Linked DNA regions of Homo sapiens: regions 2 and 3 are each linked to region 1. The links are chromatin contacts, found by Hi-C or POLR2A ChIA-PET in ENCODE. All regions are on one chromosome and are shown on one strand. The core of a region is the stretch at or near the end of the contact, and the rest is flanking DNA. Distances in the headings are between cores, read along the strand shown.

The links. A loop is a pair of places that touch in the nucleus more often than their neighbours do. ChIA-PET counts read pairs that join two places held with the same protein, here RNA polymerase II (POLR2A). Pooled maps may share reads with other maps.
Region 2: a pooled map shows a loop between it and region 1 (15-fold over the local background). The contact joins the promoter of PAXBP1 here to the promoter of CBR3-AS1 in region 1. A Hi-C loop is called at or near these places in 1 of 37 single-sample maps with no recorded cell type and 10 of 50 pooled maps. POLR2A ChIA-PET finds 5 or more read pairs at or near these places in 1 of 52 experiments (WTC11).
Region 3: a map of CD14-positive monocyte shows a loop between it and region 1 (25-fold over the local background). The contact joins the promoter of URB1-AS1 here to the promoter of CBR3-AS1 in region 1. A Hi-C loop is called at or near these places in 1 of 168 maps with a recorded cell type or tissue (CD14-positive monocyte), 1 of 37 single-sample maps with no recorded cell type and 4 of 50 pooled maps.

Annotation. Positions count from the first base shown.
Region 1 is chr21:36,154,793-36,157,985 of GRCh38, reverse strand. CBR3-AS1 (CBR3 antisense RNA 1) reads left to right here and starts at 1,678. Exons shown (of 3, transcript NR_038893.1): 1 at 1,678-1,769. DOP1B (DOP1 leucine zipper like protein B) reads right to left here and starts at 1,162. Exons shown (of 37, transcript NM_001320714.2): 1 at 1,043-1,162. RefSeq lists silencers at 668-967, 998-1,547 and enhancers at 1,728-1,787, 1,868-1,917, 1,302-1,968, 1,969-2,636.
Region 2 is chr21:32,769,946-32,773,220 of GRCh38, reverse strand. It overlaps PAXBP1 (PAX3 and PAX7 binding protein 1), which reads left to right and starts at 1,466. Exons shown (of 18, transcript NM_016631.4): 1 at 1,466-1,895. The coding sequence starts at 1,553. EPCIP-AS1 (EPCIP antisense RNA 1) reads right to left here and starts at 1,121. Exons shown (of 4, transcript NR_024623.1): 1 at 913-1,121. RefSeq lists an enhancer at 810-1,799.
Region 3 is chr21:32,391,164-32,394,541 of GRCh38, reverse strand. It overlaps URB1-AS1 (URB1 antisense RNA 1 (head to head)), which reads right to left and starts at 1,409. Exons shown (of 1, transcript NR_026845.1): 1 at 582-1,409. It overlaps URB1 (URB1 ribosome biogenesis factor), which reads left to right and starts at 1,530. Exons shown (of 39, transcript NM_014825.3): 1 at 1,530-1,773. The coding sequence starts at 1,632. RefSeq lists enhancers at 928-1,177, 700-1,481, 1,328-1,622, 1,482-2,264.

The DNA of each region.
Region 1 (3,193 bases), core at 429-2,928:
TCTCAAAATAATAATAATAATAATAATTTAGAAAAAGAAAAAAACAAGTTCAAGAGAAAAACCAACTGCCAGATCCCAAAAAAGTTCACTGTAAATATGTCTATATGAAGGAACATTTCTCAGTTCGATGAAAATGAGGACAGTGACCCTACCACATAAGCAAAAACATTTAGCAACAGATAACAGATATGTACTATTAGTAATAAAATTGATAATGATCCTTAGTCCACAGCACAGAAACACTCATCACCAATGGGCTTAATCAACTCTGGGACACACTGTTTTGAATGTGGTCTTTCAAAGTGGCAATTAAATTGTACTGGAAAAAATTTAAGCCACCTAATGGCAGCAGACTTGTGGGGCCGGGGGGACGGTCTTCCCTCGCCTTACCAAAAAAATCCTAGCAAAGTCTTCCCAATTGTGGGGCTGCAGTCGCGAGTGTAAGGCAACACTGCGGGTAACAGTCCCCGCGAGCAGCCGGGAACCCTGCAGGGCGCAGGGGCCAGGCTGGCAGAGCGCGCACTGCGGCCCGGATCCCTTCTCCTGGGGACTGGCTGGAAGACTGGGGTCTTCCCCAACGAGGAAAGCCCTTAGTTCTCACAGGTCTGCGTCCCCAGCCTCCTCCCCAGCCAGGGCACCAGCAAACAAAGGCTGAGCGTCTCTTCGTGGGCCGGCCCCGGGAGGGCGCGCGGGCCGCGACCCACCCCTGGACCTGCACCTGCCGCCCCGCTCGGCGAGGGCGTGGCCGGCATCATATCCTCCGCGCCAGGGTCGGGTAACCCTAGGGGACCCCACCCAGTCTCCCCGCTGCCCTCCCGGTCTCCGGCCCCGAGCTCTCCGCCCCCGCACTGCAGCAGAGCGCGCCGCAGGCCCGGGCCGCGCGCCGGTAAGCCACCTGCACCCCGGGCCGCCCCACGGCGCCGCCCAAGCCCTCTGGACCCGGAGAAGGACCCGCGGGCCGGCGGGGAGGAGATGCCCGGCTCCTCCGGCTTCGCCCAGCGGCTGAGGACTGGACGCCGGACAGGGCGCAGGCACGACTTACCGCGGCAGTGGCCCTGTTGGCGGGCGCGCTCACGTGCGGCGCGGAGGAGCCCTCCGGGCTGGGGGAGAGAGACTGGGCAGGGCTGCGGCGCGGCCGGGAGCCAGAACCGCCGAGGAAGAGCCGGAGAACCAGCGGCAGCGGCTCTTCCCCACCGCGCGGGTCGGGGCGGAGCCTGGAAGCCGGGCCTCGGCGCTTGGGGCGGGGCTGGAAGGCGGGGCTGGACGCCTGGAGGCGGGCTCAGGGGCGGGACCTGGAGGTGGGCCATAGGCGCGCGGGGGCGGGGTTTCCGCGGGCGGGGCGGAACTAGAAGACGGGGCCTGACCGAAGGAGGCGGGATCAAGGGCGGGGCCTGGAAGTGGGCTGTCCCTACAGGGGCGGGGCCTCGGCTGGCCGGGCTAGGCTGGAAGGCGGGGCCTGACTCATGAAGGTGGGATCAAGGGCGGTGCCTGGAGGCGGGCCATAACAACAGGGGCGGGGCCTCGACGGGCTGGGCTGGACTGAAAGGCCAGGCTTGACTCACGGAGTCGGGGTCAGGGGCGGGGCCTGGAGGTGGGCCTTAGACGCGGGGGCGGGGCTTCGGCTTGGGAGCAGGGCTTGGGGAGGGCCCCGGCGTACTGGGGCGGTTCAGTCGCCTCAGCCGCGGTGTGAGGGAGCGGGAGTCTTCCTTAGCTTCTCCGCCATGGGTGTCGCTTCGTAGCCGGGCTGCTCCGGGAAAGGCCTCGTACAGGTGAGCGGGGCGGCGTTCGCGCCTCACCTGGGGACCCCCGACACAACCGAGTGGAAGGGGACATTGGTCAGTGCCCGCCCAAGGTCGTCCGCGCGTGTGTCGGCCCTCGGAGGTGCTTTGGAGTCACTCACAGAAACGGAGAAGCGGGGGCTCCTCGAAGGGTGCGCGGCACCTGGTTCACCCCATCTTTTCCCTCTGGACCACGTCCAAGCCCTCCACACACGTTTGGGGCGCAGGGGGCGCGGCGGGCTTGGGACCCCTGCTAAGTTGCCCCAGCCCGCACGGGCCTCAGGTTTCCGACCCTGGGCGACAGGAGAGGTGAGATCATTTCTACCTGGACAGAGCTTATCACGTGGACTGTGGCTCAGGAAGGAGACCTTGACGTCAACCTTAGAAAGCATTCATATCTCCAGACAATCACCAGCCCCTGCCTGCCATCCTCTCGAGCGCTGGGACCTAGACGGTCCAGTCCGACCGCTTCAGGGTAGGACGCACCTGGAGGGTGCGCGGTAGGCAGTGCTCACCTGAGCACAGGCCCTGTCCCCACCCAGCTGTGGCTCCAGCCAACCCGAAGTGGGCCACTTGTGGATGAAGGCTGTCATTTCTGCAGTGGCCTCGCTCCTTTTAACTCCCGAGCGTCCTTTAGAAATGTTCAGACCAGGTCTGGAGTTCGTGAAGGCGAGGCAGTGGTCAATGAGCTTGGGAGGTGGGGGAGGTCATGAGCACCTGGAAGTTGTTTAGAACACTTTGTGTATATGCATGTTTCTAGGGGAGGGGTATATTATCAGCTTCCAAAGTGGATCTATCACTTCCCTGGAAACACTAAGAATATTTTAATAGCTTGGGATGCTGGACCTGTGGCCCAGCCAGGCTGCTGATTCTGATTTTGTCTCCATTTGGCATATACCAAGTGCCCCAGATGTAAATCCTCTCATGGTCAATTTGAGGAATGGTCTTAAGATAGAAGCAGAGAGAAACGAAAAGATTGAGCCATAGTTAGCAGGAAAAAAAATTAATTTCATGAAAATTGATTTCCTAATGAGAATATGATAAACTGGTTTTACAAAAGCAGCAAACAAAACCAGCAAAAACCAAAAAACAACAAAAAAAAAACAAGAAGATGGCAAGCAGGTGAGTTTTTTTTTTTTTTAGGTTCTTCAAATCCTAGTCACACTCAACACTGCACTGAACAGAGATGAAAGAACTGCTTTACACTTAACATTGAAAAAAGAAGTAGTCTGTTTGTGCCAAAGCCACCATGCACATACAATCTGTGCCTTGTATTCATATACCACCTATCTGTAAAGGATTCCAGGTGTGTGTGCGTGTGGGGGGGTTTAATTTAATTTTGACAAATTCATTTGTAAATCATAATTTAAAAAACTCAATTTATAATTGACAGTATACTGTCAATTACTGTATAC
Region 2 (3,275 bases), core at 217-2,716, 3.4 Mb after region 1:
AATCCCAGCTACTAGGGAGGCTGAGGCAGAAGAATCACTTGAACCTGGGAGGCGGAGATTGCAGTGAGCGGAGATCGCGCCATTGCACTCTAGCCTGGGCGACAAGAGCGAAATTTAGTCTCAAAACAAACAAACAAAAAACCAAAAAAACACAACCCTTCATATACAGATATGGGCCGATCTCCAATCTACGGTAGGCTAAAAATGCAGCTTACACACCATCTGTGTAAAAAGGGGAACACATTAAAATATGCATATTTATTTGCTTTTATGTTCATGGAACATCTTTAGAGGATCATAAGAAACTGTTAACATTGCCACTGAGGAAGTGAACAGCCTTCCAGACATGGGTGGATTTTTTTCACTCTACCGAATACCCTTTTAATTTCGAAACATCAAAATGAATTCGCATGCACAGGTGCATGCCCGAAGGAAAAACTTCTAGTTCGGTGATGAGATAGGGAAAGCCGGTGAGTTCAACCTTAGGCGCAATCACCCTGTGAAGGTGTGGCCAGCGAGGGCTTTGTCACGCAAGTCTGAGAACTGTCACAACCTTCCCCACCCCCTGCTCTATTTTCCTTCCACTTGTTTCTGAAACTCACTAAGCTTTGGAAAGTATTTAGTCATAGAATTGCTTGCAAACTTGGCATTCTTTAGAAAACACGGAAACACTTTTGCTTTCCTTGTTCCTGAAAGACTGGGGAACGGGGGACATCAAGCCAGGTAACATTGTATCATAACTGAAATTCAATGTCTTTGAAGTAACATTGTACCATAAATGAAATTCAATGTCTTTGAAGTAACATTGTATCATAAATAAAATTCAATGTCTTTCTAAGAGCTCTGTAGCTATAAAGCTGTAGAAATACAAAGTATTACTCAAGAATAACTAGTAATTACCAATAGTCACACCTCAGGTCAAAGTTTGGAGAGGACTATTCCACCTACTAGATCACACTTTCCTTCCCGAAAGCCGCTTCTCTCTCTGGCCTCTCCCCTCCTCCTCCTCCCTCATCTGTTTGGCGGGAGGCTTCCTCACATTACCGCTCCGCGTAAGTGCGAAGACGCACTGCAGCAGCGCCGTCTGAGGGACAACAGAGCCTACTCTTTCTTCTCATCTCTATGATCCTCTTTGTGACCTGTCAAACAACACCAGAGTTCCATGCTAATAGTACTCCACTCCGACAGAGAGCGATGCAAAGAGCCGACGCTCTCGCGAGAGGTGTGGGGCTCTCTCTCTCTCTCTCGCTCTCTCTCTCTCTCTCTCTCTCGCTCTCTCTCTCTCTCTCTCTCTCTCTCTCTCTCTCTCTCTCTCTCTCTCTCTCTCTCTCTCTCTCTCTCTCTCTCTCTCTCTCTCTCTCACTCTCTCTCTTTCTCCAAGTATTGAGAGCGCGTGGGAGCATAGGCGCATGCGCGCTCGTGGGGTGCGCGGTAGCAACAGAGGACTCGACCCGGCTGGAGCTCCGGAGAGCGCGCGTGCGCCGTCACGAGCTCGGCGCTGCCGGGGCCGCGGTGTGGAAGCGAGTATTCGACCGCCGTGCGGGCCGCGGGGATGTTCCGAAAGGCCCGGCGGGTGAACGTGCGCAAGCGGAACGACTCCGAAGAGGAAGAGCGGGAACGCGATGAGGAGCAGGAGCCGCCGCCGTTGTTGCCGCCGCCGGGCACGGGCGAAGAGGCGGGCCCCGGTGGCGGCGACAGGGCCCCTGGCGGGGAGTCGCTGCTGGGCCCGGGGCCGTCGCCGCCTTCCGCGCTGACCCCGGGCCTCGGGGCTGAGGCCGGGGGCGGCTTCCCCGGCGGCGCGGAGCCCGGCAACGGGCTGAAGCCGCGCAAGAGGCCTCGCGAGAACAAAGAGGTGCCCCGGGCCAGCCTGCTCAGCTTCCAGGACGAGGAGGAAGGTAAAGTGCGCGCTTCGGACGCCCTTAGACGGCCGCATCCCCGACGCAGGCCCCCGTCCCCCGCCCCCGTATTCTCTGGACGCCCAGCCCCGGAGCCCTGGAACGGAGTCCCCTGCCGTCCGACCGGCTGCGAATCTTCCCCAGCCTCCGGCCTTCTGCTCGGGCAAGGGACGCGTTCCCGCGCTGCCCCCAGCCTTTTCTTAACCACCTCCTCTGCCACGGGGCCGGAGCTCAGATCAGGCATTCAGAGTGTTTCAGGGGAAATTCGGTGTTCCCTGTCCTGCCTCTTTTCTGCCTGGCGTGTTTCAGGGCCAACTTGGTGTGGGTCCCCTGGCTGCTCTTGGCATGCTTTCCGAGCCCTCTGCAGGTCACTGCGCCCACACTTCTTGGATGCTCTGTCCAGGCATCCTCGACCATGAAGGCCGAGTTTGTAAAAAGGAATACTAGGAGAGGGAACAGAAGCCTGGAGTTGCAGCTCTGGTTCTGAGTGACCTTGGGCCAGTCCCTTGCAGTCGCTGAGCCTCAGTTTACCCATAAAAGTAATTAGGGGTAGCAGATACCCAGCCTTCTTCGCACTGACTTTGGGAACAGTGAAGCGAGACGGTGTAAAAATAGTAAAAGCAAGGTAGTTTCTCCAATTCCTGTGGGAGGCCAGGCTGCAGTGGTTTTAGATTGCTGATCTTAAATGAGCCTTAAATCTTTTCTTCTGACCATTTGAATGTGCATAACCCAGTTAATTCCATGTTACGAAAAAAGAAATTAAGTTTTGTAAATCTTGCATTTTTATTCGAGAGGTTTCCAGTAAGGTAGGTAGTTTATCTTTGGCATTTCTGTTACTCTTTATTTGGTTTGAGAGGAGTACAGACAGATTTTTGTTTTTGAGATACATGAGCTATTTTTTTTTAAGTATTTAGTACTTTTAAAATTTCAAATCAAAGAAAAGTGATTTGCCCTTACCTTAGCTTTAAAACCACTATGTCAGCTTGTGGTGGATGTAGTTACTCAGAATTGACAGCACCTTTTTATTTTAGATATTTTGTTTCGGATTCGTTAATAACTTGGTGATGTGGTTTTTCAGAAACATTTTGAATGATTTTTTCCCCTCTCAAATAGATGATTTAAGGACGACAATAATAGGAAAATTTTGTGAAGTTACATGTGCTATTCCTTTAAAAAGTCTCAAAAATCTCATTACTTCACAGTAATTTAGGAAGTTGACCTCTGTTTTTGAGTCTGTGACAGACTTGAAATAATTATACAATGATTTTGGCATATGAGTATATATATTTGGGATAATTTGGACAGCACGTAAGATCATGTGAAAGAAGGGAAAATATTTTCAGAAAATAGTTGCTACAGACTTCATTTAATTTCCTTTTT
Region 3 (3,378 bases), core at 160-2,659, 3.8 Mb after region 1:
TAATTTGCCCAAGGTCACACAGGCAGAAACTGAACTCAGGGCTTTTGACTGTTTCCTAACTCTTTCTGATAACTTTTTGGTTGGGACCACCATGGCAGAAAACAAAGTTGGTGGTTAGCGATTAACCAAAGAAGAGGACCAGTGTGGATAATCAGTCAGAATTAAGTCTGTATTCACTAATGAGTGTTGCCTTTTACAGATGACTTTTTGAGCATATTCCCCTCTCTTAACATTGCTGCATTAGCTCATATCTGCTAGGGGTGACACCCTCTCTCTGACCTGCCTACAACATAGACATCTCCACAGGCACAATCATCTTGTCGGGACAGAGGCTCAGCGTCAACACACGTGCTTTTTCTACTAGAAACTCTGAGACCCCAACAGGCCACAAAAGCCCACATCCTCAGATGTTCAAAACACATCTGCTTACAGAATATGAAACACAATTTTCTTAGACTAGAGGACAACCTGATGGAGAATTTCAGTAATCACCAAGTTACTTATCTAATGCGCTGGTTCATGATTTATTTGGACACATACCTAAGTATCGATGAAGTCGTATTAAAATATGTACCAGCCTGTTTTTACTTATTTTTACTTTCATTTTATTTCAGAGCATTTAATGCGGTTTACAAATCAATCACATCTTCCAAAAACACACTGTGTTGTTTTTCTCCTCAAAGCAGTTTTTCATACATTGCATCATTTTCTGTTCATAACAGTCCCAAGGACTGGATAGGGTCGGCTTTGCTGTCTCCATTTTAATGACAGGAACTTAGATGTGGAGGCCTTACGCTGTCCAGGAAGGGGTTTTACAGACGTTACTTCGTTTGGTCTTCTCCTCCCACCCTGCACGGCGCAAAGAGCCCATCAGTTTGCGGAAGTCTGGGGTGGAGGACAGTCTGGAGTGACAGGCTGCTACCAGACCAGTCGATCTGGTTCGGGCTGTGACATAAGCTAGGGGTCGAAGTCAGGGGCACCCGCACAGGCGGACCTGCCTGGCACCTAGCCAAGGCGAATCCACCTTCCCGGCCAGCCACCAGGGCCTTGAATTGGCAAAGTATCGAATCCTGTTGTGTGTGAAGCAAGCTCTTCATGCGACACCTTCAGGGCGACCTCGGGTCAAGAACTACTCATTGTGCTGCTTGGACGCGCCGGGGCCCGAGTCTTCGTGGATCGGCCAGGCCAGGAGTGAAAGGTCTGGGAGTTCTTCCGGCCAAGAGCACCCGAAGAGCCACTGGGATCAGAAATGCGCCCCGGTGGACCCCAAACCCTGCAGCCGGGGGCGGGGGGTGTCGTGGAGTGTCCGCTCGCCCCATGCCGTGACCGGGACAACCGGTACAGCAAACTCACATGGAGCCCCAAGACTCTGGATCCCCAAGACTCTGGATCCCTATCGCCCCGCCCCTTCTGCAGGCCACGCCCCTTCCGCCGGTCCCAGCCTCGCGCGGGTCGGCCCCTTCCGCCGGCCTTTCCCCGAGCCCCGCCTCTTCCGCCAGCCCCGCCTCTTCCGCCAGCCCCGCCTCTTCCTGCGCCATGTGGGCCTGAAGCGCGTGTCTGCTGTCTGTGCCAGTGCTCCTGCCGGGTCCCCTCAGGTGTGTCGTTTCCGTCGCGCTTCCGCCCTCTCGGCCATGGGGGTCCCCAAGAGGAAGGCCTCGGGCGGCCAGGACGGCGCGGCTTCCTCCGCGGGTGCAGCCAAGCGCGCCCGCAAAGAAGAGCTCACGGGCGTGCGGTTCAAGGCTCAGCTGAAGGACCCGCAGGGCCCCGGGCCAGGTGAGTCCGGGGCGGCAGGCGCAGGGTCGGGAGCACAGGCTGGCGAGGCGGCCTCCGTGTGCCGGGCACAGCCTCTCCTTTCTGCAGCTTTCGGGTCACATAGGCTCAGTGGCAAGCCTCTGGTTTGCAGAAAACTGAGGTTCAGGACTGCTGTGTACTTCCTTGCTCTGGACTGTCGGCGACAGCGAGAGGGCCCCGACTTGCTTGATTGGGACCGTTTCATGTTACAACACATTTATTTCCCTTGCCCAGGCAGCATCCCTCAGCGAGCTCTAAAACCTCTTTATTGCAGTTGTCAGGGAAGTAAATGAAGTGTCCTTCTCTATTGAGTCCTTACTGAGTCGGCTCAGGACGGTTCATGAGACAGTTTGCTACTCCTTGGGCCGTCAGCACCGTTTTCAATAGCTTCCATCCCCCAACACTCATACTGACTTGATGACTTGTAACAAGCTACTAGAAGCCACCACAGCTACTTGTCAGTTGACCAGGAATGGGCCAGTGACTGAGATGTAGCCGACTCTATAATTTAATTACACTTTTTGTAAAGTGTGACCACCCTTCGCGACTACTTGTAATCGTTTGGAAAGTAACATGGTTTGGGAAAAACGCAATTGAACGTGTTGCCATGTGGAAGCATTGCTCTAAAATAAAACAGTGGCAGTTTTTCTCCCAGGTTAAATAAACGATTAAATTAATGGCCAAAATATCTTCAACTTCCAATTTTTGTCCTCATTTTTTTTTTTAAACGACAGGGTCTTGCTCTGTTGCCCAGGCTGAAGTGCAGTGGCACTATCATAGCTCACTGCAGCCTTGAACTTCTGGGCTTAAGCTGTCCTCCCACCTCAGCCTCCCAAGTAGCTGAGATTGTAGGTGCACAACACCATGCCCAGCTATGTTTTTTTTTTTTTTTTTACTTTTTGTAGAGATGGAATCTCACTATGTTGTCCAGGCTGCCCTCGAACTCCCAGTCTCAAGCAATCTTCCCACCTTGTCTTCTCAAAGGGCTGGGAGTATAGGTATGAGCCACCACACCTGGCCTGTTTTTAAACTTTGATACCTATACCTGTACTTGCTAGTCACAGCTAGGAAGATGATACTTAGTTAGCATAGAGTTATTTATTTCCGAATTCATTAAGTATTACTAGAGGCTATTATTTGCTACGGTAGAGATAAAGTGATGAATAAAAATGTCAAAAAGCCTCTGCCATTGTGGGGTTTACAAACAGTCGAGTGGGGCAGGCAGATATTGGTCAGTAAAATCACATACATACAGTTTCAAGCACGAGTTTTCCAAAGGAGAGGTACATGGTGCCTGAGGGTGTTTAACAGACCTTGGATCTAATCTGGGAGCTCAAAGAAGGCTCCCCTGAGGAAGTGGCTTTTCTTTTCTTTTTTTTTTAATCATACTTTAAGTTTTAGGGTACATGTGCACAACGTGCCCCTTTGTTACATATGTATACATGTGCCATGTTGGTGTCCTGCACCCATTAACTCGTCATTTAACCTTAGGTATATCTCCTAATGCTGTCCCTCCCCCCTCCCCCCGACCCGACAACAGGCCCCGGTGTGTGATGTTCCCCTTCCTGTGTCCATGTGTTCTCATTG